7 separate regions of the Mus musculus genome follow, and regions 1, 2, 3, 4, 5 and 7 are each linked to region 6. The links are chromatin loops, found by intact Hi-C in ENCODE. Cell type or tissue: left cerebral cortex. All regions are shown on one strand. Region 1 holds the start of Pccb (propionyl Coenzyme A carboxylase, beta polypeptide). Region 2 overlaps Stag1 (stromal antigen 1). Region 3 overlaps Gm28166 (a long non-coding RNA gene). Region 4 overlaps Nck1 (non-catalytic region of tyrosine kinase adaptor protein 1). Region 5 overlaps Pccb (propionyl Coenzyme A carboxylase, beta polypeptide). Region 6 overlaps Ppp2r3a (protein phosphatase 2, regulatory subunit B'', alpha). Region 7 overlaps Pccb (propionyl Coenzyme A carboxylase, beta polypeptide).

What was found. A loop is a pair of places that touch in the nucleus more often than their neighbours do. Peaks named below come from ENCODE experiments on the same cell type or tissue, not always from the same donor. Only the 100,000 strongest peaks of a DNase experiment are listed, where the experiment ranks them.
Region 1: a loop joins it to region 6, with 3 times the contacts of the local background. A loop is called at or near these places in 2 of 42 quality-filtered maps.
Region 2: it touches region 6 in a loop (2.7-fold over the local background); 2 of 42 quality-filtered maps call a loop at or near these places.
Region 3: a loop joins it to region 6, with 7 times the contacts of the local background. A loop is called at or near these places in 23 of 42 quality-filtered maps.
Region 4: a loop joins it to region 6, with 2.4 times the contacts of the local background. A loop is called at or near these places in 4 of 42 quality-filtered maps.
Region 5: a loop joins it to region 6, with 2.2 times the contacts of the local background. A loop is called at or near these places in 4 of 42 quality-filtered maps.
Region 7: it touches region 6 in a loop (2.8-fold over the local background); 10 of 42 quality-filtered maps call a loop at or near these places.

Annotation. Positions count from the first base shown.
Region 1 is chr9:101,032,653-101,036,652 of GRCm38, reverse strand. It overlaps Pccb (propionyl Coenzyme A carboxylase, beta polypeptide), which reads left to right and starts at 1,769. Exons shown (of 15, transcript NM_025835.3): 1 at 1,769-1,984. The coding sequence starts at 1,796. In left cerebral cortex, a CTCF peak has its summit at 2,197; DNase peaks (open chromatin) are centred at 1,726, 2,033, 2,609, 2,764 and 1 more place; H3K4me3 peaks cover 1,549 bases; H3K27ac peaks cover 1,536 bases.
Region 2 is chr9:100,949,785-100,953,784 of GRCm38, reverse strand. It overlaps Stag1 (stromal antigen 1), which reads right to left. Exons shown (of 34, transcript NM_009282.4): 30 at 2,004-2,178; 31 at 189-299. Among named protein-coding and RNA genes, the nearest start is that of Pccb, 83 kb to the left of the region's middle. In left cerebral cortex, no CTCF peak of the experiment used is centred here; a DNase peak (open chromatin) is centred at 2,115.
Region 3 is chr9:100,452,670-100,456,669 of GRCm38, reverse strand. Gm28166 (a long non-coding RNA gene) reads right to left here. Exons shown (of 3, transcript XR_871066.2): 3 at 3,644-4,000. Among named protein-coding and RNA genes, the nearest start is that of Gm28166, 4.7 kb to the right of the region's middle. In left cerebral cortex, a CTCF peak has its summit at 2,305 (motif pointing left); DNase peaks (open chromatin) are centred at 2,302 and 3,930; H3K4me3 peaks cover 503 bases.
Region 4 is chr9:100,518,988-100,522,987 of GRCm38, reverse strand. All of the region lies in intron 1 of Nck1 (non-catalytic region of tyrosine kinase adaptor protein 1), which reads left to right. Among named protein-coding and RNA genes, the nearest start is that of Gm46139, 19 kb to the left of the region's middle. In left cerebral cortex, CTCF peaks have their summits at 2,214 (motif pointing left) and 2,838 (motif pointing left); DNase peaks (open chromatin) are centred at 2,202 and 2,763.
Region 5 is chr9:101,017,283-101,021,282 of GRCm38, reverse strand. The region is part of intron 5 of Pccb (propionyl Coenzyme A carboxylase, beta polypeptide); the gene reads left to right. Among named protein-coding and RNA genes, the nearest start is that of Pccb, 16 kb to the left of the region's middle. In left cerebral cortex, CTCF peaks have their summits at 1,752 and 2,970; no DNase peak of the experiment used is centred here.
Region 6 is chr9:101,157,379-101,161,378 of GRCm38, reverse strand. The region is part of intron 6 of Ppp2r3a (protein phosphatase 2, regulatory subunit B'', alpha); the gene reads left to right. Among named protein-coding and RNA genes, the nearest start is that of Gm24338, 64 kb to the left of the region's middle. In left cerebral cortex, a CTCF peak has its summit at 1,725 (motif pointing right); DNase peaks (open chromatin) are centred at 1,087 and 1,718; H3K27ac peaks cover 685 bases.
Region 7 is chr9:100,999,970-101,003,969 of GRCm38, reverse strand. The region is part of intron 6 of Pccb (propionyl Coenzyme A carboxylase, beta polypeptide); the gene reads left to right. Among named protein-coding and RNA genes, the nearest start is that of Pccb, 33 kb to the left of the region's middle. In left cerebral cortex, CTCF peaks have their summits at 49 (motif pointing left) and 1,709 (motif pointing right); no DNase peak of the experiment used is centred here.

The DNA of each region.
Region 1 (4,000 bases), 120 kb after region 6:
GGCTGAGGCAGGTGGATCTCTGAATTTCGGGCCAATCTTGTCTACATCATGAGTTCCAGGCCAGTTTAAGAGAGAGAGAGCCTCAAAACGTAAATGAAATAAATAAATAAAATGACATTAACGTTAAAGTCTCAGGCCAGAATTTGAACTCTGTGGGAGTCCTGCAGAGAGGTGGAGTGAGGTGGATTTAGGAAGGGTTAATAATCAACTCTGGCAGGCTTTTTTTATTTTTTTATTTTTTATTTTTTGGCTAAGAATGAGAAATATGCACCTTGTACTTTGCCTTAAAGACCTGCCACTTCGCTGGGTAAACAGATGAGAAAGCATTCATAGTAGAGTTTTCGAAAGCACTGGAGCAGCACTTCTCAGATGTTAGCATCTGAACTGACTAAAGGGTCCTTGCTAAGAGGTCAGCAGCCTCCCCCCCCCCCCCCCGCCCCCGCCCCCCGCCCCCGCCGCCGCCTTGCATCCCCTCTGATTAGTAGGTCTGAGCCCGAGCAGTCTGCTCCTAGTTTACTTTTCCTATTTCCTCCCAGCTAATGCCAAAGCCGCTGTGTTGACAAGATTCTCTTCTTGACCAAACTTCGGTCAGGCTCTACTGAGCATCTCTTGAATAGAACTGACCTTGGCTCCCAGGTCCTCTCTTCTAGAGGGTAGCTTTGCCAAGAATCCTGCTAAGTCAGTTATGCCAGAATCTTCCACCCTTGATGAGGGATCGCCCTCCATATTTGATAAGGTTCTTCTTCCACTGTCCCCCAAATGATGTCTGAGCACCCTGGCTTGCCTTCAACCAAGCAAACGTTGTTTGTCAGATTGCTCCTTGCCCTGTGTTCCCTATTAATTTTCTATCCATTGAGCTCCCTCCCCGATACATCTTGTCTTTGGTGTATTCGGGGTTGAGGCCAACCTCTCTCCCCTACTGTAAAACCCTATGGAGCCTAGACCTAGCACAATGGTCTCTAAAAGTTTACTTCACCATTCTGTGTCTCGTCACAAACTTAAAAAACATCAAATAATTTGTGTGTATCAGAGTTTGGGCGTGCACATGTGGAAGTCACAGGACAACATGGGGTGTCAATGGTCCCCTTATTTGTGTGAGAATTGGGTCTCATTTGCTTCTGTACATGCTAGGGTGGCTGTTCCGTGAGCTTCCTGGGATTCTTTTATTTCTGTCAGCTATCTCACCTAGGCAACCTCTCTGTACAGACACTCATTACTCTGGCTGAGTACTGAGTTTGGGGACCCCAATTTTGGTCCTCATACTCAGGCTGGCAAAGGCTTTAACTTAGCACTGAGCCAAGTAGCTTCCCAGCTCCTCTCCCCTTTAAGAGACCCTCTCTGGAGCTCAATACGTAGCTCACAAAACATTTCAGTCTTGACGCCATACAAACCTACTTCTGTTCCTGTGTATCCCATCTCTGAAATCTGGATATAAATTATTTCAAGGCTAAGTTTTAAGAGCAAAACCTGGCACAGCATTTGGTAAAAGTTGGTCAGAGCTCATTATCTATTCATTTTTGGGGGGAAGAGGGTCGACGAAGCCTGGAGTTTAGATGGCTAACGCAGAACGAGGAATGAAGTCCTTGTTCTGTGTGGCTACACGGGCACAGAGCTGAGAGGCAGGTATTTCCTAGAACAGGACCGCCTTGAGCCTGAATGCAAGCCTGTGACTGCTACCAGCTTTAGGGCCAGCGACGACGCGCAGGCGCAGACTCGCAATGTCTACGCTCTCTGCGCATGCGTCCTGAGGTGCAGTGTGTGTCACGCTGGCAGTCAAAAAAAAAAAAAAAAAAAAATGGCGGCGGCGATTAGGATTCGGGCGGTGGCGGCTGGAGCGAGGCTCAGCGTTCTGAATTGCGGCCTCGGCATCACGACCCGCGGCCTTTGCAGCCAGCCGGTTTCAGTTAAAGAGCGCATCGACAACAAGCGCCATGCAGCGTTGCTGGGAGGAGGCCAGCGCCGCATCGACGCGCAGCACAAGCGAGTGAGTCACGGGCGCCAGTGCGTCCCGCCCCCTCCGCTCCCGCCCTATCACAGCGCGCCGGGCTCGCGGCGCACGAGCCTCCCAGCCAATAGGCGCTGCGCCTGGGAGGGGCGCGGCGAGAACGTCCACCTGGAGAACCTAGAGCCCCCTCGGGTGTCAGTAGACATCTGCACCACTTAGGGAGGTCCCCAGGCGGTGGTGGTGGGCATTGGTCGTCGGATGGATGGATGGATGTGACCGGTCTCCAGCTGCGCTCCACTTAGCAGCTTTGAACTTTTGGGAAAGGTGGTCTTTAGAAAGCACCGTAAACAGAATAATGTCTTCCAGGTCTTGTTTGAATAAGATTGCCACGTTAATCGGCCACAGGCTCTGAATTTAAAAGACGGGATTGTTCTCCCGCTGCCTGAAAGTGTTTATGACAGTTTTTTTTTTTTTTTTTTTTTTCCCTTCCCTCTTCTCGGGGAAGGAAGCAGTAAAACCCAGGCACGAAGTATTAGAAAAAACTTGGTTATGTTCACATTAACCTGGTGTGTTGTCTCCCTGCGTGCTGGGGATTTGTGACGCCTGTGACCGAGGAAGTCTGGTTGGCCTCTTGAGAGGTTCATGTATCGATCTGCTGCATAGGAAGCAGGTGGACTTTCTATAAACTCTCAGGCTACTCTGCTGAGAGCAGCTGAGGCGGGAATCACATTTGAGCTTCTTCTGGGGAGGTCATTTAGCAGCAGAAAAACAAAAAACAACAGAAGCTGGAAGAGGTGACCCTAGACTTGAAGCCAGACTTGCCCAGTGTGTCCTTGACAACTGAGTGAGTCCAGGCAGAAGAGCTGGATAAGTTAACATGAAGGTTCCCTAAGGGAAGGGCTCCTGTGAAGGGCATGCAAGTCTTACCCAAGTGTGTGAAAATCTGGGTCAAATGTTGATTCAGATGTCCTGAGTTAGGTTTGAAAAAAGAAAAATGCTCAAGGAAAACTATTTATTCCTCTTGACACTTAGGGATGTAAATGTGGTTGTAAGGTTTATGGTGAGCCATAAGCCCTCTCTCCCTTGGGGTCCCTCTGAAGGGCTATTAAGTTCCCTGGGAAAGCCTGTCACTGCTCTGGTAACCTTTCTCTTGGGACACCCTTGCTCAGTTGCCTATTGCACCCCAGGCAAGATCCTGATGCTCTTACATTAAGGCCTTCAGAGCAGGTTTTCTGCTGTCAGAGTTTATTTAGTTGGGAGGCTAATTTGTGTTCCCTTTAAGCAAGTTTTTCATTATGTCCGTGAATCAGATGTCCTAAAAGAGGACCAGAAAGTATGAATATCTTAAAATTTATCGATCTGTCTATTATCTATATATCTATCTATCTGTCTATCTCCGTAGTTGTTAGATTATTTCCCCCCAAAGTACATTTGTTTTCCACAGCCTCTTTCCACAGCCTCTTTGGCTTTTACTTTTTGTTTGTTTGTTTGTTTGTTTTTCGAGACAGGGTTTCTCTGTGTAGCCCTGGCTGACCTGGAACTCACTTTGTAGACCAGGCTGGCCTCGAACTCAGAAATCCGCCTGCCTCTGCCTCCCGAGTGCTGGGATTAAAGGCGTGCGCCACCACTGCCCGGCTTTACTGTTTTATTAGAATATCTAATTTAAAGTTTTAAAATTTTTCTTCTTGTTTGTTTAATGTGTATATGTGCTGTTTTCTTAACACAGTAGGACAAGGAATTTATAGATTTGAGGTTTTGGGAGCCTAAGAGGTGGAGGCTTTTGGTAGATTGAGGATTCAAATTCATCTGAAAGGACATTTTGAACTAGGATCTCATGCAGCCCAGGTTGGCTTTGACTTTTCTTTGCAGTCAAGGATGATGCTGAACTTCTGACCCCTCTACTTCTAACTCGCCCCACCCCCAACCCCACCTCCCAGCTCTGATAATAGAGGCATTCATTAATTTTTTTTTTTTTTTTTTTTTTTTTGGTTTTTTTGAGACAGGGTTTCTCTTTATAGCCCTGGCTGTCCTGGAACTCACTTTGTAGACCAGGCT
Region 2 (4,000 bases), 210 kb after region 6:
TATATTTGAATTTTACAAATAACGGAACCCAAGAGACAGGTATTTAGAGCGTGGCTGTGCTCTGTAGTCATCTTGTGCTGAGGAACATATCCACAACTCGTTTTCTTTAACTACTAAGAAGCAGAGCTGCCCTGTGGCCAGCACACGTACTGCTGCGTGTGTGCGTGTGGTGCTCAGCGGACACTTACACGGCGTGCCGGACTCCAGCTCTTACTTTCATGTAGTTCATCCCTGTTCTGTCCTTCCGATTCAAGTCTTCTAACTTCGGCTGGCCTAACCAAGAGATCTGCATCTGGGGACTGAGAGAATGCTATTATTGATTTTGTGTAACAGATAACGTATACATGGAATCAGTCTCATTCCATTAAAACTTGGTTGGCTAGCTTAATCTTCATGTAAGGGAGTTAAATTTATCCCACTGTTTTGTGAATAACAAAGTTAATTGCCTCCAAGTATCACTAAGTCTCCACCGAAACAGGTTAGGGTGCTATTAATCCTTACACTATGTGTTAGCTTTATGCCGCAATCTCTGTCAAATAAGATATCCCCAGACTTCTGATTCAAGTTGCCATTCACTGTGTATATAGCTAGGCAGCAGGGCCCTAAAGAACATGTGATGCTGGCTTTAGTATTTAAAAAAAGGGTATAACTCAGAGTCCTCCTAACACACAGTTTCTCAGTGCTATGAAATCAAATTTTCACCTGTATTCTATATTTAAAGGAACACAGAAAATAGTACACATATGCCCCTGGTACCATTTTATAGGTGATAAATTTTAGTGGTTCCGCAGATAAAAATCTGTCATGTGAAATTCTAAGTAGCTGTTTTTGTATCTTTTGGGATGAAGAAGTCAATGGACAATGGGACTGATAAAATGGTAGTCAGGACAGTAGGGTAGGCATACTTATCTATGCAGAGGCTAGACACAGGCAAAACTCTTGATGCCTACTAGCACTGAGAGACTGATAGTCAACGTTTGACATAGATTATCCTCTCAGGTTTTTACTGAAGACTCTTTGGTGTGAAGCTGCCTTGTAGCTTTACTCAGGGTCTGAAATACTTTTAAAATTGCTTCTACTTTCAACATATTAATTTGCTTAGTTAGAAATTTTATCCACCAGTGAAACTCACATCATTACCCCAAATATATATAGAAATACATGTAAAGAACTCAGAGAGCTTTCAAGTTGAGTGTAAAAATAACACAAAATTAGGTTTTGTTTTTCTTTTGAAGCAAAGTCTCATGTAGCCCAAGCTGTTCTCAAACTCACTGGAGAGCTCAGCTTGCTTTGAGCTCCTGCCTCTTCCCTCCCAAGTATTGGAACTACAGGTACGTGCCACCATGCCTAGCTTAAAGTGAGGATCATTAAATGGATAATAAAGGTGGAACAATCATTTGAGGCTCCTTTACAGACAGCCTAGCAAAGTTCTCACAGGCTCTTGTCAAGGAGATAGAATGCATTATTTTTTCCAAGTCTCTTGAGAAACAGATCTACCCAATAAATATGCACTGTTTAGTTACAGGTCTGTGGACCTGTTCCTTTCAGAAAAATATAGTTATTAAAGAATTAAGGGAAAAAAAGATACTTTCAGTAGTAATATATGGGACTGGGCAAGGAGATGGTCTCAGTCCTAGTATATACTAACAACATGTCATTTAGTATTAATACTAAAGGATATTTAATATTTTTAAGTTTCCTTCCAAAACCCGCCTAGGTTTAAAATTCATTTTATTCTAACACATTCCTACTGGTGGAGAAATGACCAGTGAATCTTGAAAGATAAGAAAATTGAGGCTATTTAAATATGAAGTTTGTCCCACTAGATCAAGAAAAGTCTGAATTTTGAGGAGAAAATGTCTACAGCAGTATTTGGACATTTATATACTATTTACTCTCCATTTGTGGCTTCATTTTTGTAAGACCTCACCAACAATGTGCTCAGCTTTTTGTAGTTTCACTTTGATGTTTAATGCCAAGAAAACGAAACTTTTAGTACTTACTTATGTAAAAAGTCTGGTTCAGAGCCATGCTCAGACTCAGGTTCCTGAATCTGCTCTCCCATGGGACGGCTGTTTTCTCTAAGTACCGTGGAGGTGAGCTGTGGGGTTGGCAAGGGTCCAGGAGTCTGAATCATCGTGTCAGTCCTATTTAGCCATGTGTTATCCAGACTTTCATCTGCAAAATGTCAGTTAAAGTCTCAAATTATCAGAGATGGAACAAACTTTGGTGGCAGTTATAATGATTTGAAAAGCACAATTCTACAGTTAGACTCTAGTTTATCTATTTTATTTTGCTACTTTGTTTTTTAAATTAGTCTCATATAGCACAGGCTGGTCGCAAACTCACCATGAAACAAGGTCCTTGCACCCCCGATTGTCTTGTATCTATCTTGCAAGTACTGGGCTTACATTCAGTTTTTGTGGTGTTTTCTTCTTTTTTCAAACAGGTCTCATCATGTAGCTTAGGCTGGCCTTGACTTCCTGATCTTTCTTACTGCCTTAGTCTCCAACATGCTGGAATTACAGGCATGAGCTATCATGCCCAATGACTGGCTAGAGCAACAAAGTTCCATAACTCCCTTGTTTGGCTCTGTATTATATTAATGACTTCTTATAAAGTTCAGTTTTCTTATACCTAAAATGAGGATATTACCTCATCATAGCTGTCAAATACCACACTGCCTCCTGTCTCCTTTATCTTTAAGAATTTATGTATCCTAGAAGGTGAAGAGTAAAGTTAGTCAGAGCCCTCAGCAACCTTCCTTTGCTTTTCCACCTACTGCCTGAGCCTACATGGTGTCCCAGGGGGCTTTTACAGAGAAATCAGCAAATGCTGCTAAGACAAGTGGAGACTTATCATTAGAGAAGCTCAGAGTTTTCATGCCATAAAGTCCCTCTGGGGAGCCTGGTTGTTTTATCCAGCTTTTAATTACATTCTCTTTAAGGAAATAATAATCATTTCTGTTTACCCAGACCTTAATTATTTACTATCCTGCACTAGCAAGTGATGTGCTGTGTTTTTTCCTCCTTCTGAGGTTGCTTTGTAAAGACTGGAGCAGGCAAACATTTGCTTACCTAAGCCATCCTAATAAAATAATGCATAATGTATTAGTTTTACTTATAAAAACTATTCTATTCCGAGTTTGAGACCAGCCTGGTCTACAGAGTGAGTTCCAGGACAGCCAGGGCTACACAGAGAAACCCTGTCTCAAAAAACCAAAACAAAAAACCAAACAAAACCAAACAAAACAAAACAAAACAGAAAACAAAAACTTTTTCTAATGAGATTTAAAAACTGATTCAGAAATATTTTAATCAGAAGTATAATATGAACCCTCTTGGTTTTTCTCTTTCTCTTGAGTCTCCAGAGCTGTGTCTGCTAGGTTCATTTACCAAAACACCTCTATCTCCTAGTGTTCTTAGGTTTTTATATTCTGTCAGATACACATGCACACTCTGGACTGACCCATCTGTTCCTAAAAATACTGATTTACAATGTGGTAAAGGTCATTCTATTGATGCTCACTTCTGAATATCTTAACAACAATGTTTAATCACCCATTCATAATATTTTTTATTTGGTGTTTACTCTAAGCTTTTGTGTTCAGACTGACATTATGTAGGTTCTTAAGCTGGTAGAGATCGTGTTAGCTTTCTATTTCATGTCCTCTCCAAATGTGGCTCCTTCTTACATCAAATCACTCTGGAGCCCCGTGTTGTGTGGCTCAGAGAACTGACCAAGCTGAGCTCAAACTGCCCATGCCTTTCCTTGTCTCTTTGGTTGCACTGAGTTCTTTTATTTCTTAGCTGTAGCACTTAGCCCAGTGGACACATAATTACCTCAGAAGCTTGCTCTCCCTGAATCCATCTTCTAACCTTTTAAAGACGCTTCACTGAAAACAGTTCTTAAAAAGAAGCCTTCACCTTCAACTCCAACAAGTGAAACTGCCTTTGAAAGGGATTAGCTATACAACCTATCCTGATAATCTCAAACAAAT
Region 3 (4,000 bases), 700 kb after region 6:
TGCAGGACATTTTCTTAAGTAGTGAATGATGGGGAAGGGCCCAACTCACTATGGACAATGCAGTCCCTGGACTGGTCTTTCTGGGATCCATAAGATAGACAGGCTGAGCAAGGCCAATGGCCTCTGTGTCAGCAACTGTCTATGGGTTCCTTCCCTGCTGGAGTTCCCACTCTGACTTCCCTCTCTGATGGATTGGAAGTGTAAGCAAAATAAACCCTTTCTTTCCCAAGTTACTTTTGGTCATGGTGGTTTTTTTTTTTTTCTTCTTCCCAGTAATAGAAACCCTAAGACAAAATTAAACAATGGATAATGTGGAGTCACGCCTGCATAAAATGCACAAGTCTTTTGTGCCACCTGAAGTTGGAAGTCACACCATTTGAAACCCATAGTTTGGTGTTAAAAAAAAAAAGTGCTTTTGCTTTTTCCTGTTGAAGTGGCAGGGTAGAATCAAACCCCTCCACAATGCACACCGATGACGTCATTTTGGTTCTCAACGTTGTTTATCCTCCAAGAAGTCAAGGTTTTCGTAGAACAATAGCTAATTCTGTGTCTGGTCTGGAAGGGAAAGGCTTGTGGGAATTCTAGAACATTTACTCCTTGCTCCATCAGAAAACCAAGTTTTGAACAATTGGGTCAGTCAAAACTTTACATAACCAGTCTAAAAGGAGTCTCTCCTGGCCACAGGTGGGGCAGAGTTGAGCACGCCGAGGAGAAAGGCTATCCGTCAATAAAAATCTACCTGAAATCATCAGCCCATAGGGATAACCAAGAAGACGATGGGACAAACTAATTCTCAAGATGAATTAAGTCCAGTGAGGTGGCTCAGATGGCTAAAGGCGTTGGCAGAGCAGGCCTGGAGACCTGGGCTCAACCCACGCCTGGAAACCACAGAAGGGGCAGGAGGGAGCAAATGCCACAAAGGGGTTCCCTGGCGTCCGCACAGTGGCACAACACACACACACACACACACACACACACACACACACACACATGCACACACCCTCCACACACATACAAAAGTAAAAATTTGAAAGAGAGCAACAGTATGTATTTCTGCTGCTAACTTGTCAGGTCTTGGAAAGTATCTATGTCAAACAAAACAAAAAACAAACACCCTGACAGACTTGGCTCAGCTCAAGGAAGACTATAGGAGGATTATTGGTGGTTAGATAAAAGCCAGCTTTCCTCAGGAACTTGTGAAATGGGATTCCCTCTGCCAAAAGGAGTCGTGTCCCTTGCCTCTGGCAGAGGGGACATGTGGCTGTCCATTGATACATACCCATGGCTGCAGATCAAAGTCTATGCTGGCCTCCAGGTTTCCTCAGACCCTACTTACACCCCAAAGCCCAGGTTAGCACCCTGGCCCTTGCCACTCCTCCCCCACTTTGCTAACTCCCAGGCTGCCTCCATTCACAGGCTTCCTTCCTCCCAGAAACCAGCCAGCTCTCTATAAGACTTTTTCCCCTTTCCCTCGTATGCTATTCTATACCATACTCCTTGCTACTCTGGCTAGTCTCAAGACTATTCTATGACACACACACACACACACACACACACACACACACACACACACACACACACACCTTTCTCTCTGCTCCCAATAGTGCTGGCCATGTCCAATCTGCTTATTTCTCCCTCTGCTCTGGACTCTTCCAGGTGCCTCTGGATGTTCTCTCTGTCTCTGTCTCTGTCTCTCTGTCTCTGGGCCCCCCACCCCGCCCCCTTGCCCCCCTGCCCCATTCACAATAAAATCTTCCCCCAATCGTGGAGCGGCCAGTTTGGCGGCTTCCTTACTGTGTCATCGCTCACAGTACTCATTTGTGTTGGGCTTATTGACACACTCGTTTTATCATTGGAAAATGCCAGCAATTGCCAAGAGGTCAGTCACAGGCCGATTTCTCCTCCACCAGTCCCTGTCTCCAGACACCACTTGCATCCACCTGCAGGCCTGTAATTGCCTCTCTGGGCTCTCCATCGATTGCTTCCCACACGTTACTGTCCCCTGTCACGTCAAGCGCCCGTTTCCCGCACTTTACTGTCTAGTCAAGGTTTCTTGCGAAACTTTCCGTTTTACTGAGGAGTTGCAATGCCGATGATATCTCTCCTCTGTGATACTCCTCCCTTTCTCTTTAAAATAGGCGTCTTGTTTTCCGTGGGCCTATTTCCTTCTTTGGCCTGTGTGACTTTTCTGGGGATGCGGATCTTTTTCCTTTGAATCCGGCCTGACCTGATCCGGTGGCCCAATTCTACCGCCCACCCGGCGGGAAGCGACTTCATTGCGTCTACCGGTGTCTGGTGCCACCTTGTGGCGAATTCTGAAAAAAAAAATCCATTTGTTCCCACTAGAGAGGAAGCTCCGTGGGCTTCCCGATGAGAGAAAGGGAAAAGCCCAGGCTAGTTTTCCTGGAACCAAGGCTCAGTTGGAGAAAGTCCCCAGGCTTAGACCGGAACATAGAGTTTCTCCATTGTCACTTGCAAGTTTAGCTGCCACCATGTCCTCTCTCTCTGCATTCACTGACACCAGAGCATGTGCCCAGTGGTCCCTTTTCTCTGCCTCTGCTCTACTCTGCAAGCCACTCACCTTTATCCCAGTCGTCCACCCCCCCCCCCCCCCCCGATCATTCAATCTAAAGCATTGTGCATAGTTGGTGAAGTCAGAGCAACATCCCTGTTGACCCAAACTGTAGGTTTGGTTTTGGTTTTCCGGCTCCTGGGACCCTGGTGATTCCTTGCCAGAGTGGGAGGCTCACAAAGAAGATGCAATGTTCACTCCTTGCATCCCTTAGCGAGCAATCGGCAGCCCTGGGAGAGGCCGGAAACTGATCCACACAGAAGAGAACCTGAACAGAAGCCCTCCAGGGACCCGAAATAGCACGAGGTAGCTCTTACCTTTACTCTGCTACCTGAACTGCTCACCTACCACACACTACAGGCCTCGAGATTGCCTAGGGACCTTCAGCAAGTTTTTCATACTTGCTCATCCTAAGGTCGTGCCTGCAGCCGCAGCTGCACAAGGCCCCCCACCCCAGATCAATTTGTCCAAAGTTCAAGGATACTTTTAAGTTTACTTTGAGATCATAAATAAAGCTCCTAGAGAATGCTGAGTCGGGACTTTGGGGGCTCCGTAATTGATTTCAGGGGACAATTTGGGATTCTCTAGGAACAGTGCGCAGCCAGAATGCCACTGTGATTACAAATACTGTCATCTTGCTGGGCAGTGGTGGCGCACGCCTTTAATCCCAACACCTTGGGGGGGGGGGGCAAAGACAGGTGGATTTCTGAGTTTGAGGCCAGCCTGGTCTACAGAGTGAGTTCCAGGACAGCCAAGGCTATACAGAGAAACCCTGTCTCAAAAACAAAACAAAACAAAACAAACAAACAAACAAACAAACACTGTCATCTCAGGCCAGGTGTCCTGGCCCGCGTCTTTAACCCTGTCTGGAAAACAAAACAAAACAAAAACAAAACAAAATAAAACAAAACCAACCAACCGAACAAAAAGAAATAACTGTCATCACTCACAAGAACACACAAGATCAGAAACTGTAGCATTGTGAAGCTTTCACTTTTCAAGGGTTGATCTCAACTTGCTGTGACTCCCCCCTCTTTTTGTTCTCTTGTATTCATTCCCATTTGGGAAAACAACAACAACCACCAAACACCCCCGCACCCATTAAAACCCCTGCAGATTCTACCCTGTGCTAAAGGCTCAAAGTAAATGTCTGCCCAGTGAACAAAAATGCCAGGCGCTCATGGAGGTTCACACGAAGGAGTGAAATCCTTAGGAAAAAGGAGTCAGTGTCACGAGGGTCCTGCAGCCAGAGCTGAGATGACATGTCAGTGAGTGCTCGGTACACTTGAAAGTCAGGAGTCTAAGAGGGTACACAAATAGACACTGTCTGTACCGAGCTGCTGAAGAGAAGGAGGGAAGAGCTACCGATCATGTTGGCATCACGAGGCCAACACCCCCTGACTCTAGACAAAACAGAAGAGGAAGCAC
Region 4 (4,000 bases), 640 kb after region 6:
AGGAGTTTCACTAGAATTCCTTTTATTAGCAGAATACTTGATTTCTCTTCCTTTGTTTTCAGAACTTGGTTTGTTCTCCTAGTGTACATTTATTCAGTTAATATTTGTTGAATGAACAAGTGAATTTTATATGCACAATACCCTTTTACTTTTTCATCTTTCTTGTTTTCTCATCTTGGTTATGTATCCAAAGTAATCATTCAAACCTGAATAAAATATGATAAAATTGTTCCCTATCTTTAAAAGAACCTAATCGTGCTGAGCATGGTGATACAGGTCTAAAATTTCTGCATTTGGGATTGGAGGTAGGAATATCAGTAGTTCAAAGCCAAGATCATCCTCACCTATATAGTGAGTTTTAAGGCCAGCCTGGGCTACATGTGATTACAACTGACCAAACAATAAGAAAATAAAACCAAACCAAACTCAACAAAACAACTTGATTTAATCCTCTATTTCTGATGTGCTTCTAATTTTTGTTTTGTAAGTAGTAGAGTGTTTCATTAGTTAGAATATTTAGCAATATAAACTATATGATGTTGTGGCTTAAAATGTTGATTACAGTAATCTTGTAAATTTCCTTCTCTTTATGCCTGCTGTAGCATATCAAAGTTATTGTTGATTTTTCTCCTTTCATAGTTCACTGAGAGATTGTAACCCATCTAAACTTCCTGACTTAGTTACTTGGGTACTGTTACTTAGCTGATTCTTATCAGAAACAGGAAATTGTCAAGTGATGAGTTAAAGCACAGCAGACTGTATGTGTAACTAGCATGGTAGATTTCCCTGTAGATGTCCCCCCCCCCCTTCCTCCGCCACTAGTTGTTTTCAGACAGGAACATCTAACTTGCCAAAAAAGGGTCCCATTGCTCATGACCTATGCCAATGGCAAACATTCTCCTTCCTCAGCGTTTCCTGGTTAGATGGTTTGATAGCCTTTCTTTGAGACAGGGTCTCATTGAGTAGCCCTGGCTGTCCTGGGACTTTCTATATAGACCAGGTTGGTCTTGAATTCAGAGATCTGCCTGTGTCTCTTTTGAGTACTGGGGTTAAGGGCATTTGAGATCACAAGTGACTGTCTTGACAAACTTAATATTAGGTGTTCTTAATTAATTTATAGAAATAGGTGAAGTATAGATATTTTGGTCTGGTGTACTCATTGATTTAGATTTGTAGTTGACTAAGGGATCTATAAAGACAAGGCAATTTTATAATAGTAGGATGCTAGTTTCTCTTTTACTATGAATATTTAGTTGTCTCCAAATTTGATGGCTGTCACAAAAAGTATGAACAGTTGGAAGGTATATAAAATTTAGTGAGTATTGAATAACAATATAAGATTATGTATGTGGGAGACTGATTCTGTGTTTTAAGTCATCTTGGTAGCTGTTTGGTTCCATACTTAGTTGATTTACATACAGTAAAGCCCTTTTTGGTGTAACTAAGTATTAAAATACAAGCCAGTCAAAGAGACAGGCATAATTATATTGGAAAGAATAGGGGTCTAATTAAAAGAAAATCTCTCCTCAAAGTGCTTGTAGCAGTCCAGTGTTAAACGGGAAAAGAAACACAGGCAAGGACTGGGGGTTTTCATTGAGGCAATCCAGGCCCTCTATGCTTCAGACCATTCATTATCTGAGGTACAGACAGATAAAGCTATGTGGTTGCTTTTGCTTTAAAATGTTTATTTAACCTGTTGTTGAGTTCCAAGGTAAGTAAATTTGTGAGTGAGTGTGTTTGTGTGTGTGCTCCTCAGAAGCTGTCCTGAGGAGTTTATGACAGCACCTTTTACCAATCTGGAATGCACTAATTGCACTAGGCTGGCTGACCCTGGAGATCTGCCTTTGTCTCTGCCTTCCCAGAGCTGGGATTACAAGTACACCACCATTTCCATTTCTGCTTTTTCTTTTTACATGGGTTCTGTGGTTTGAACTCAGGTCCTCATGTCTGCAGGAGGCAAACTATGTTTAGAGCTCTCTCCCTCTCCACTACTATTCCATTTCTATGAGAATTGGCCCTATCATCTCCCCACCCCCTCATCCCAGATCCCTCTTAGAGCACTGTATTATCTAGTTAGCTGTTTATTGCTGTGTTTGTACATAGATTCAGTTAAGGACACTTGGAAGCATGTAATTAAAAAGGAGCATGCTGATGTCCTGGAAAGGAATTCCAGTAGCAGAACACAGGAAGGCACCAACATTGGGACACAGCTAATAGCGCCACCTGGTGGAAGTATAGGTGAATGTTTAAGAACTCCTTTCACGTGAATTTTCCTAGTTTTTGTTTTCTCTTGGGAGTGCTGAGAGTTCAGTTCAATTTTGACTTTACTTCCCTCTTGCCAGTCATCCTGTGCTTTGATCCCTCTTAGTGAGATAGGCATGTTCCTGTAGATAATCTTAACTCATGTTGTGTGGGGATGTGATATGGACAGTAGTATGTGTTTAAAAAAAAAAGCAAATTTTAGCTAAATTTGATAGATGAGGTTTAGAAAACTTAGGCTAAGTTTAAGCAAAAGGGTGTTGAACAGAGGGTGTAGCCAGGTGTGCATGCCTTTAATCCCAGCACTTGGGAGACAGAGACAGAAAGCACTCTGGAAATTCAAGGCAAACCTGGTCAGCGAAGCAAGAACTACATAATAGAGAAACCCTGCCTCAGAACAAAACAACAAATAATAGGCCATAGTTACAAGTTAATATTGAGAGTGCTGGAGAGATGGTTCAGAGGTTAAGAACACTGCCCTTCCAGTCTGAGTTCAATTCCTGGCAACCACATGGTGGCTCACAACCATCTGTAATGGGATCCGATGCCCTCTTGTGGTGTGTTTGAAGACAGCAACAGTGTACTCACATAAAATAAATAAATCCTTTTTTAAAAATAAGTTTAGTTCTGTCAGAACATTTAAGAGAATTTGTTTAGAGTCCTTTTTTATGTAAACCAATGAATTACCGTTGTGGGGGAAAGCATATCTTTTTTTTTTTTTTTGAAGGTAGTTCTTTCTTTCTTTTTTTTTTTTTTTATTACGTATTTTCTTCAATTACATTTCCAATGCTATCCCAAAAGTCCCCCACCCTCTCCCCACCCATTCCCATTTTTTGGCCCTGGCGTTCCCCTGTACTGGGGCATATAAAGTTTGCCTGACCAATGGGCCTCTCTTTCCAGTGATGGCCAACTAGGTCATCTTTTGATACATATGCAGCTAGAGTCAAGAGCTCTGGGGTACTGGTTAGTTCATAATGTTGTTCCACCGATAGGGTTGCAGATCTCTTTAGCTCCTTGGATACTTTCTCTAGCTCCTCCATTGGGGGCCGTGTGATCCATCCAATAGTTGACTGTGAGCATCCACTTCTGTGTTTGCTAGGCCCCGGCCTAGTCTCACAAGGGACAGCTATATCACCGTCCTTGCAACAAAGGCTTGCTAGTGTATGCAATGGTGTCATCGTTTGGAGGCTAATTATGGGATGGATCCCTGGATATGGCAGTCTCTAGATGGACCATCCTTTTGTCTCAGCTCCAAACTTTGTCTCTGTAACTCCTTCCATGGGTGATTGTTTCCAATTCTAAGAATGAGCAAAGTGTCCACACTTTGGTCTCTCGTTCTTCTTCAGTTTCATATGTTTTGCATATTGCACCTTATATCTCGCTATACTAAGTTTCTGGGTTAATATCCACTTATCAGTGAGTACATTTCATTTGAGTTCTTTTGTGATTGGGTTACCTCACTCAGGATGATGCCCTCCAGGTCCAACCATTTGGCTAGGAATTTCGTAAATTCATTCTTTTTAATAGCTGAGTAGTACTCCATTGTGTAAATGTACCACATTTTTTGTATCCATTCCTCTTTTGAGGGACATCTGGGTTCTTTCCAGCTTCTGGCTATTATAAATAAGGCTGCTATGAACATAGTGGAGCATGTGACCTTCTTACCGGTTGGGACATCTTCTGGATATATGCCCAGGAGAGGTATTGCAGGATCCTCCGGTAGTACTATGTCCAATTTTCT
Region 5 (4,000 bases), 140 kb after region 6:
CTCTCTTCTATCCCTCCCCTCTTAACCCCTCTCCTACCTCTCTCCTCCCCTCCTCTCCCTCTCCCCCTTTTCCTCTCCCTCTTTCCTTAACTTTTGTTTCTGACCTGGAATGAACCCAATTGTCATACCTCTTTATTTTCTTTCTTTAATTTGGGGCAGTTCTGTAGTCTTTGTTTTTCATGATCTTAGTTTAAATTTTATTTATTTATTTATTTATTTATTTATTTATTTATTTATTTGGTTTTTCGAGACAGGGTTTCTCTATATAGCCCTGGCTGTCCTGGAACTCACTCTGTGTACCAGGCTGGCCTCGAACTCAGAAATCCGCCTGCCTCTGCCTCCCGAGTGCTGGGATTAAAGGCGTGCGCCACCACACCCAGCAGTTTAAATTTTTAAAAACTTCTTTTGAACTGGGTCTCACAATATAGCTCCGTGTTGACCCAGAACTTGCATGGTCTAGGCTAGTCTTGGAACTCAACAGAGAACTCCCTGTCTCTGCCTTCCACATTCTAGAATTAAAGACTTGTGCCACTGTACCTACCCTGACCTTGACATTACAAAAACCAAGCATCTTTATTTAAATTTAACTGAAAAACTGAAAAATCCATCCATTGTGACATGCCGTTCAGTGTGTCAAACAGCGTACATTTCTGTAGTGGTAGAATCCTTACCTGGGGCCTTGAACCTGCTATCCAAGGGCTTTCACCCGTCCCAGAGTCAGCTAAGACAGGTCTTGAACTTAGCTTCCCACCTCAGTCTCCCAAGTGCTGGGCTTTCAGGTGTGAGCCACCATGCCCAGCTTGAGACTATGTCTTGAGAACAGCTTGAGACTGTTCGATGGACTTGTAAAGTGTGTTATGTATTGTTTTATTGTGGTCAGTTTACTACTTACGTAGCAACCTGCTGTCCGTTATTAGAAGAGGTGTCTCCGATTATCGTCACTCACCCGATTACACCCCCTCCACGTCTGTCAGGGTTTGGTTCTCATGTTTTAAAGCTCTTGCTGATTTATCCATCTGAGGACTCTGTTAGTGGTGGACATTTTAAATTTTTCCTTGATTTTTTAATTATATAGATTTTTTAAAAATTATATTTATTTTTGTGTTGTGTTGCCCTTGCTTGGGTGCATGCCACGGAGCGTGTTGCGGACTAGGACAACTTTCAGTGGTCAGGACTCTCCTTCCATGTGAGTCCCAGGCCTTCATGCTCAGAGGCAAGGCCTCTACCTGACGAGCCACCTTTCTGGCCCTTTAGTATACATTTTTATAATTGTTATATTTTCTATGTGTATTGGGTCCTAATACATGATAGCTTTGTTTGTTTGTTTTTTGAGGTTCTCTCTGTGTAGCCCTGGCTATTCTGGAACTTACTATGTAGACCAGGTTAGCTTAGCCTACCCCTGCCTCCCAAGTGCTGGGATTAAAGACATGTACCACTGTGCCTGGCCCATACATGATAGCTTTCTATTTTATAACTTTTTAAAGTTACTTTGTCTGATAACATTGCCACCATGGCTCTATATTTTCCTCTCATGGAATTTTTTTTTTTTAAATCTCATATTCTCAACTTTTTTGTGTGTCCTTTTGTCAAAAGTAAAACTATAGAGAACATGTACATTATCTTTTAAAAGATCAGTCTGTTAGTCTCTTAGATGGATTTTTGGTGCCTGGATTCTTCTGTTATAACTCTCAAAAAGTTTTAAATTTTATGTGCGCTTGCATGTGCCTGTGTGTGCGTGCGCACATACATGTACATGCCATACGTGTACTGGCCTGCTGGAGGCGAGAGGAGGGCACCGGTTCTCCCTAAGCTGGAGTTAGTAGGCAGCTGTGAACTGCATGAACTGGGTGCTGGAATTGCACTTAGGTTCCCTGGAAGAGCAGCAGGCGCCCTAACCACAGAGCCAGCCCCCTTTTATGGCTTTTTATTTTTAGTTTTTATATTTGTATGTGTGTGTGGCCATACATGTGCTGTAATACATGCATGAAGGTCAGACAACAACTTGTGAGAATTAATTCTCACCTTCCACTAAAGGTAGACTGGAATGAAAGCTGAGCATCAGCATTGGCCACAAGCACACGTTTATCCCCTGAGACAGCTTTCTGGACTCCCCTACCCCCAGTTTCCTCCTTTTTTAATGAAAAAAACTTTCTGTGTAGTTAACACTGTCTGGCTATAGATCCTCCTGTGTCTGTTGAGCTTACAGGCATGTGCTGCCATGGCCAAGCAAAGCAGCCTGCCAAACCCTGCCATTGCTCCGCTCACCACACCCACCCACCATACCCAGCCATAACTCTGCCCGCCACGTCCACCCACATACCCAGCCATAGCTCCGCTCACCACGCCCACCCACCATGCCCAGATATAGCTCCGCTCACCACGCCCACCCACCATGCCCAGCAGTAGCCCCGCCCACCACGCCCACCCACCATGCCCAGCCACAGCTCCACCCCCTTTTGTATGTAGTTGAGTTGAACCATTTTAGTTCACTTCAATTTTCGCCATATTTTTATTTTTCAAAAATCGTAACCTTAGCCAGGCAGTGGTGGTGCACGCCTTTAATCCCAGCACTTAGGAGGCAGAGGCAGGCGGATTTCTGAGTTGGAGGCCAGCCTGGTCTACAAAGTGAGTTCCAGGACAGCCAGGGCTGTACAGAGAAACCCTGTCTCGAAAAAAACAAAAACAAACAAACAACTCCCCCCCAATTGTAACCTTTATTTTTATTTTACACACGTTGGTGTTTTGCCCGCATGTGTGTCTATATACCAACTACGTGCCTGATGCCTGTAGAGGTCAGAAGAGGATCTTGGATATCTTGGGTCTAGAGTTACAAAGGTTGCAAACTGTCACATGGGTGCTGGGAATTCAACTTGGGTCCTCTGGAGGAGCAACTGGTGCTCTTAACCACCGAGGTGTCATCTCTTCAAGCCTCCTTCGCTGTATTTTAAAGTGTCTTTTTCTTAGTGGTCATCTGGGGAATTACAACCAAGATCTTAACTGGTTGAAAGGAAGTTAGCATGAACAGTGTGTGGACTTGGTGCTTTTGTGTGTCTTCATCATTGAAGATCACTCTTTACTCGCGATGTCTCTGTTGACAGATTTAAAAGCCATATGTACGAACAATCGCAGGAATGTGCTTTGTCACAAGCTTTACCTAGACAGTTGGATTTACTAGTGACTCTTTTCCCACGGCTTCCTGTAGCAGTCTAGTGTCGTTTTATTTCAGAGCGAAGCTTTTGTGTTTCTTGTATGATGTCTCAGCTGCCAGCGACTTCCTTCAGCCTCTGTTATCTGGAAATGGCTTACTCTTCCTTCCTTGAAGTTTGGCTTTGTTGGATGTTGAATTCTTGGCTGACAGGTTTTTCATCAAGTACTTGAACTATGTCCTGCTGCCCCCTGGGCTTAACCGTTTATCTTCCTGGGATCCCTTTGTCAGAGGGGAGCCGTTCTGCCCTGCTGCTTCCCGGTTCCTTCCTGGGCTGGAGGTTCATAGTTTGACTATAACGTGTCACAGTGTGATGTCATTGAGCCCATCCTTCTTTAGAGTTTGTTGAGCTTTTTAAATGTGAACGTTTGTACAAGTCTTTCATCAAATCTGGGAAGTCGGGGGTTATATTTCTTCTGGTATTTGACTGGGCCGTTTCTGTGTCTCCTGGGTTCCTGTGGTATGCACATTGGTCCCTGATAGCTTCCTGGGTTCCTGTGGTACGCACTTGGTCCCTGATGGCTTCCCACAGGTCCCTCAGGCTTTGTTCATGTTTTTCTTTCCTCAACATGGTAACTTCCAGGGTTTTATCTCCAGGTTCCCTGACCCATTGTTTCCTGCGATTAAATCTGCCAGCGAACCTTCTACCAGTAATTTGATGAATAATGATTTCATGTCATTTATCATCCACAGTTTCTGCTTGTTTGTTTTCTATGATTTCATGTTATTCCTATTTTGTTCAGTGTTTTTCCTGATTTCCTGAAGTTCTTTTTCCACGTTTATTATTATTTTATT
Region 6 (4,000 bases):
ATTGTTGGACAAAGAAAAAACTATACAAAGAAAAAAAGAAAAAAGAAAAGTTAAGAACTATACTAGTCACTAAGAGAATATAATTAACTATCTCTGCTGTCGTCATTTTCATGGTATTTGCATATTATTGCTTATAGGTATGAAATGCATACTTTTATGTTAGTATTATACTTTGTCTTCAATGTAGAAAAATGATTCTATTACTCAGAAGTAAGCACTAAACTGGAAAATATTTGTAACAGTAAAATAGCATCATAAAGAGTATCAAGACTTACTTGGAAGTACATGATATGAATCTGTACATACTGAGATATCAAAATAACTGTACTGTGGAAATTTTAGACCATCAGTATAACAATAAAGGGCTGGAGATGTGTGTGGCTCAGTGGTGAGCACTTGTCTGGCATGAAGTGTCCTAGAGCCACAAAACAAGTCAAAGCAAAAGTCTAACAATGAGTATCTGAAAACAGAACTTTGTATTGGTTGCCTGTTCTTTCCAAAGCCCTTTCTATTAGGAAATCTAGCCAAATAATAGCATGAAGTTGCTGAAACTTTAGTGTTAAGTTTGCACAAGTGAGGTTCTTCTAGAATAATTGCAACATACTCTCTAGTATGAAATTGACTAATCGTATACTTGGGCATGAAAGTGACCAAACTAAAGAAAGATCTTACTCATAGCAAAACAGTGAAGATCATAATTAATAAATCATAAAGCTCTGTGATAAAAGAATATACATTCTGTTTTGGTAACAATTTTGTCAGTGTTTTTAAGACTAGAAAGAACATCAGCTAGGTAAGAAAGTACTCCAAAAGTCAGCCCACATTCCTTATTTCCTAAAAAGGTTACCAACTGAAAAGACAAGTTATTTTGGCAGTGAATGAAAATAAAAATATGAATACCAACAAACTATAGCCTTTGACTTACAGCTTTACATGTTGGGCCAAGAGATTGTTAGTGACTAAATGCTCTGCTTAAGTATGCCAACATATGCCAGCCTTGAAAAGGGAGGTGGCCCATTTACGTTTTTACAGTGAGCAATGGGCCTTCGAAGAGTTCTCCGTGGCCCTGGCACTGGCAGGGAAGCTATTCTGGGGCTCACACAGATGGTGTCTCAGTGGTTTACTCGGTTCTCACTTGGCCTGAATCTATCACTTTAAGCTAAAATTACTAAGCTGTGCAGTAGCTGCTTCTCACCATAGAGAGAGCTTTAAACTTGTTCCCCTTTTCTCTCGGCATAGAAAGAAATCAATTTTTAGAAACATTGTGTAGTTGTCCAAATTATTTAGAAAGACTGAGAAGAAACTTCAGAGCTCTGACAGTCAAAGAATGAATTGGTGGTCCACTCAGTATGACTTTCCAGGTAGAAGAGCCAGGTCTCCATTGCTTGACTATGTTTATCTGAACTCATCGCCTATAGTTAGAATTCTTTGTTAATTCCTCTCTTTATTTCATCTACTTTCAAAAATAGCATGTACTAGAGCCAAGCATTTTCTATCCTGGCAGCCTGTGTCATGAATTAGTTTCCATCTTCATATATACAAAGAAGGGGACTGACACATGATTCAACTTGTCTGTCAATCTGACTAGAGGTCTTGGTGAAAGACTGTCAGTTTTATTTTTCTCACTAGTAGTAAAGAATGATTCTTGCTATTTTTTATATTTCAAAATTGTGACAAAGTTGTTAAAACAGCAAGCAAAATGGAGAGCCAGCTGCTACATGCTTTCACCACTAGATGGTAGCCCAACTTCAGTAATGAAGAAACAATACATCTGCTATCAAGTTGAGCCTCAGAATGTGGCAACTGGGGAGATGGAAGACACAAGTGTGTTATTTTACACTGCAAACAAAGCAGCTTAGCAAAGACTCACAACAGAACACACCTAACACACTTATGTGTTTCTTTTTTAATTTTAGATACGTGACTGCTTTGCCTACATGTATGTATATGTACCACATGTATGCCTAGTGTCACAGAGATCAGAAGAGGATATCAGATTCCCAGGATCAGATGGTTGTGAGCCATCTTGTGGGTGCTGGGAACCAAACTTAGGTCCTCTGCAAGTGTTCTTACACCAAGTCATCTCTCTATCACATAAAACTTTTAAATTCCTAAAAATTTAAAATTCTGCCAAAAGGTAGAAAGACTGATAGAAAAATATCTCCATAGTTGAGAGCATGTACTGCTCTTCCTAAGGACCAGAGTTTGGTCCCAGGACCCGTGTGGGCATCTCACAACTACCTGTGACTCCAGCTCCAGGGGGATCCACTGCCCTCTTCTGAATTCCATGGGCACCCACTTGTATGTAGGTGCATATATTCACATCTACACATAAACATAATTTTTTAAAAAGTAGAAAGGAGAGAAAAGTAATGCAGATCAAGGTTTTATAATATTTGCTTCCATAAATAATATACATACTTTAACTTACTTTAAATTAAGCTTATAGTCTAAATCAAGAAATAAATTTATACAAAACTCTAGTGATAGTGAACAATAAAAATTGTATGTGTATATTGATACTGACTTTGAGGGCCAGGCCAGCAAGATGGTTCAGCCATTAAAGGTACCTACCACTAAGCCTGATAACCTTAGTTCAACTTCTGGACTAACTAGGTGGAGATGGCCAAATACCAAAAGTTATCCTCTGACCTCCACACTTGTGCAGGGCATGTGTGTGCAGTCAAGTAGGAGTTTCATCCCATGGAGTAAGCCTTTTGACCAATCTTTTTTTAAAAAGTACTTGGTTGCCCCTATACCATTTGTGCCATTATTGTACAGTATATCTTGCAAGCAAGCTACTGTTACAGGTGACCAGGATTTGTAGCTAGAAAATACTGATGATTACCCTTCTCTGGTAGCTTGCAGATTACATCCCAATACCATGAATTTTAGTCAGCAGGAGTGAAGCTTCTAGTTAACACCAGCTTTACTTTTCTGTGCTTGATAGCATATGTAAGTATTGCCATCAGCAATCGGGCTATTAGGCTGTGCAGAATAACCTTGACAATATCCTGGGATATTTGGGGATTTCCACGGGGCCAAAGACTCAACAAAATGTAACTCAGTGCTAGCACTGGCAGTTTATTTAACTTGGTAACATAAGGTGTCTAGTCAGGGCATTGGTGTCATATATGTATATATTTTAGAATATGTCTACAGTAGTATGTTGTCATGTAGTTTTTAAATGTCCTTTAGCGTTAGTTAGTTGTGCCTCCCTGTACTCCCTCCTTTACCATCCCTCTTTCTATTTAATTTTCCTATTTCTAGTTTCTCCTTTGTCTCTGCATACCAATATATCTTATTTCTCCTTCCTTTGGAAAACCTTTCCTTCCTGCTAGTCCTTTACTCAATACCTTTGTAGATTTCCAGATTGCAGCACACATATTGAAGGTTTAAAAGCTAACATCCACATATAAGAGAAAACATACAATATTTGTCTCTTTGGATCGGAGTTACCTCACTCGGGGATTTTTTTTTCTAGCTCCATCCACTTATCTGATAATTTCCTGACTTAATTTTAACAGCTAAATAGTATTGCATTGTGTAAATGTAGCACATTTCCATTACTCACTGTCAGTTGATGAGCGTGTTGACGGTTTTCCTTTTCTGGCTAGTCTGACTAGAGCAACAGTGAACGTGGATGAGCAGGTCTCTGCAGTGGGATGTAAAAGATGCCATGCCTAGTGGAGCTGGATATTGAGGTAGAAGGATCCCAGCTTCCTGAGAAACTGCCACACTGATTTCCATGGTGGCTTTACTAGCTTGTACTCCCACCAGCAATGGATGGATGTTCCCTTTCCCTACATCCCTGCCAGCATATGTTGTCTTGAGTTTCATTGATCACGGCCATTCTGACTGTGGTAAGATGAAGTCTTTAAGCAGGCTTAATTTGCATTACTCTGATGGCTGAAAATGTTGAACATATCTTTAGATGACCTCAGCAACTTGTGTTTCCTCTTTTGAGAATTCTCTGCTTAGTTCTGTACCACATTTTTTA
Region 7 (4,000 bases), 160 kb after region 6:
ACATGGTGGCCCACAACCATTTATAAAAGGATCTGGTGCCCTCTTCTGGCATGCAGGTGTACATGCAGCACAGAAATCATCCATATAAAATAGACAAAATACACACCATCACAGTCCCCCACTGTTTATGTCCCCCACTCTGTATGTCCTCTACTTTTTATGTCCTCCAGACTTTATCTTCCCACTCTGTATGTCCCCCACACCTGCTATTCTCACTATCCTTTCCTGTAATTTGAAGTAAATTTTGCCTAAAATCAGTACATCTAATTCTTTTGGCAATTGTTGGCCAGATAAATCTTTCTCCATACCTTCAAAGTGGGAATTAAAAAAAAAACCCATAAACATATGTAATTGAATCTTATCGGTATGTTTTGAAATTCTTTACAACAAAAAATTTAAAAGATAGCTTTTTTTTTTTTTTTTTGATTGTTTTGCTTTTTTTGCTTATTTGCTGTCTGTCTGTGCGTTGCTCTCAGAAACCAGAAGAGGGCATCAGATCCCTAGATTTGGAGTTACAGATGGTTGCGAGCTGCCCCACGTGAGCACTGGGACCCAAACCCAGGTACTCTGAAAGAGCAGCCAGAGATTTTTAACTGCTGAGCCATCTCTCCTGTGTTTTAGACGTTTTTAATCCCAACCTGGAGTTCCTACCCTGCTTTAGATTATTTAGTTCCCAGATAGGCCTTAATCAGCACTAGAGCTGGGCGGATATCTACCCTCTATGCTGTTAAGATAAATTTTCCTATCTATAACTCTGAGTTATTATTTGCTATGTTTCAGCTGAGCTGCTCTTAACTCTAACTGGCGTGCTTTCTGGGCTGCTTATCATGGTTTCTCTCTCCTCCCCACCCCCACCCTTTGTGGTCCTCCTCCAATCCTAATCTAGGGAACCCTAGACCCCGCCTATGTCTCTTCTGCCCCGCTATTGGCTGTCGGTATCTGTATTCACCAATCAGAAATAACTTGAGGAGCAAGGTCACATAACATCACTTGGTTTTAAGTGGGGACTCTCATTTCTGGGGCAACCAGGTCTTGGGGGCGGTGCTTAGCATCATAATACATAGCAAAAGACCAAACCTCGTGCAGGGCGTGGTGGCACACGCCTTTAACCCCAGCACTTGGGAGGCAGAGGCAGGCAGATTTCTGAGTTCGAGGCCAGCCTGGTCTACAAAGTGAGTTCCAGGACAGCCAGGGCTATACAGAGAAACCCTGTCTCGAAAAACCAAAAAAAAAAAAAAAAAAGACCAAACCTCAACACTCCGGCCCCATAAAGACAGCTTCTTACCCCGAAGTCCAGGTTGTTTGCAAACTTAAGAACTTTGAATTTAGCCTCTCAGGGCTGGGGTTAAAAAGTCTGTACCACTGTGTTACCGGTGACTGAGGTTCATAGCTTCTTAGGCAAGAATAAAATAATGGCTCACACAGATTAACAAAATAGTAATGTAACGTCACTCAAAGCAAAGATACAGACCAGAAATACACGGTTAAGATTGACAGAGGACTGTGGGAGTGGAGGTACTGAAGACCTCCATAATTGTTTGGGCTTTGATGGGGTTCAAGGGAAGGAGGAGTGTGTTTCCTAAGGCGTATAGTTTGGGTGGTTCTTCATTTTAAAAACTTTTAAGAAGGTTTATTTTATTTTATATGTGTGTATACTTTGCCTGCATGTATGTCTGTGCACAGCATGCATGTAGTACTTAGGGTGGCCAGAAGAGGGCATCAGCTACCCTAGAACTGTGCTCTTAACCACCTACCCTCTCCATTGCCTGGTTTTCTGTTTTAATTAACAAATATAGTTCCATTTTCAGAAGGCATATACCTTCTGATAATGCATTTGATTTTAATCATGTGCACGACAAATTATGCAGAGGCGTAAGATGGTAAATGGGAGATTCCTCCCTAGGCAAACACGATTGCCTTCGTGTGCATGTATCCACAGATCTCCATCTCCATCTTTTTTCTCTTTTCTTTTCCTTTTTAGATAGGGTTTCTCTGTGTAGCCCTAGCTGTCCTGGAACTCACTCTGTAGACCAGGCTGGCCTTGAACTCAGAAATCTGCCTGCCTCTGCCTCCCAAGTGCTGGGATTAAAGGTGTGCACCACCACTGCCCGGCTAGTTCTTTTCTTTTTAAAATTATTATCAATAGTATTCTATGAACACTTACAAATCAGTGCGTATGTAGTGGGAAAGGCCTTACTGGTATGATTCTAAACAAGGACACAACATAGAAGATACATAGACACTTACACACTTTGTCACATTGCATGTTTTTCTGTTATCTCCCTAGGTAAATTCATATTCCAGCAAGAGCCTTAGAGCTGTTGATGCATTTTAATGAGGAACATCTTTATAAACAAGAACAGGAAAAAGTACTCAGAGAGCTAATGATCTTCAATGTTAACTCATAATTGCAGCTTTAAGTGAAAGGCCGTCCGTATCTATTGGTGTCTTTTCATTGTCCCTTGGGTATACTGTAAGAAGCAACGTTTGACTTTAAAGGGTCAGCCTTGGATATGTATTAATGAGATCACTGGTGCATGGCAGTTGGCCTCGTTATCAAGCAAAATCAAACTGACAGCAGTACTTGCTTTTACTAGTGTGGGCATCCCTGGATAGATTGGGATGATCAACTGCTCTAAAGCCTATACCAAGTGGGCCATGGTGATGCAGGACTTTAATCCCATCACTCAGGAGGCAGAGGCAGGTGAATCTCTTGTGAGTTTAAGGCCAGTCTGGTCTACAGAGGGAGTTTCAGGATAGCCAGGTCTAAACAGAGAAACCCATCTCAATAAACAAACAAAAATAATTCATAATCAATTTAAATGTACCTGCAGATGGGAATATTCAGTCTGAAAAATTCAAGTGTTCTCCTTTTAAGTATTTACTTTGGATTTTATTTTATTTTATTTTAGATAGGGTCTTACTATGTAGCCTAGCCCTGGCTTTCCTGGAACTCACTATGTAGACCAGACTGGCCTTGAACTCAGAGATTACCCTTGTCTCTGGCTCAAGTGCTGGGCTTAAAGGCATGTACTACCATGCCCAGCTTGGTCTTCTTAAATATATCAGAGCTTATAACCTAGAGAACATTAAACATAAAACAGCAACAACAACAAAAAAACAAAAACAAAAAACAACAACAACAAACAAACAAAACACCAGACATTTAAAGAGGTAATATCAGACTATTCTTTTTTCTTAGTTTGTCAATGTCAGTGGAGAGAACTAACACACACGAGCGAGTACATGGGCACACACACACACACACACACACACACACACCATCCATTAACAACACAGACAGAAAAATACTAACTGATGATTTGGATAGGGGATTTATTGCAGGATTGCTTATTTAGTAAGAGACTAGAAATTTGAGTGGTCACTTAAATTATGCCAAACTGTGGCAATTAGTTATGGAAAATCTACAGTATTCGTGGATTCTTAAGATAGTATATATTTTGTTTTTAAAAATAAGGAAAATTTGGTTGAAAATAATATGCGCAGGACATGGCTACAAAGAATTGTGTCAAAAGAAAAATGTTTGTAAGAGAAAATATGTTGGACTTATCGAATGTCTCTGGGAAGACAGATGAGGGCCTGAAGTGGCCGCTTCTCAGGGTGGAGTTTGAAGAGTTGGATTCATTTTCCATTGCCTCCACTTCTGTGTGAACAAACGTTTTACCTGAAGTAGAAGCTGCATAGGAAAGTCTGGTACAGTGGTGCACACCTGTAATCCTAGCATTTACGAGGCAGAGGCAGGATGATCTAGAGGTTGAGGTCAGTGTGGGCTTCATAACCAGTCAGAACCTCAGCCTCTCAGTCAGTTGTCTGTCTGTCTGTCTGTCTGTCTGTCTGTCTGTTTCTCTCTGTCCTCCTTCCCTTCCTTTCCCCGCTGCCCCCTCAGTCATACCAGAACACTGGCTAATGGGTTTTTACAGAAGCAGTCTCACTTAAGGTCTCACTGTACCGTCTTTGTGCCTCAGTTTCTTCATGGAAG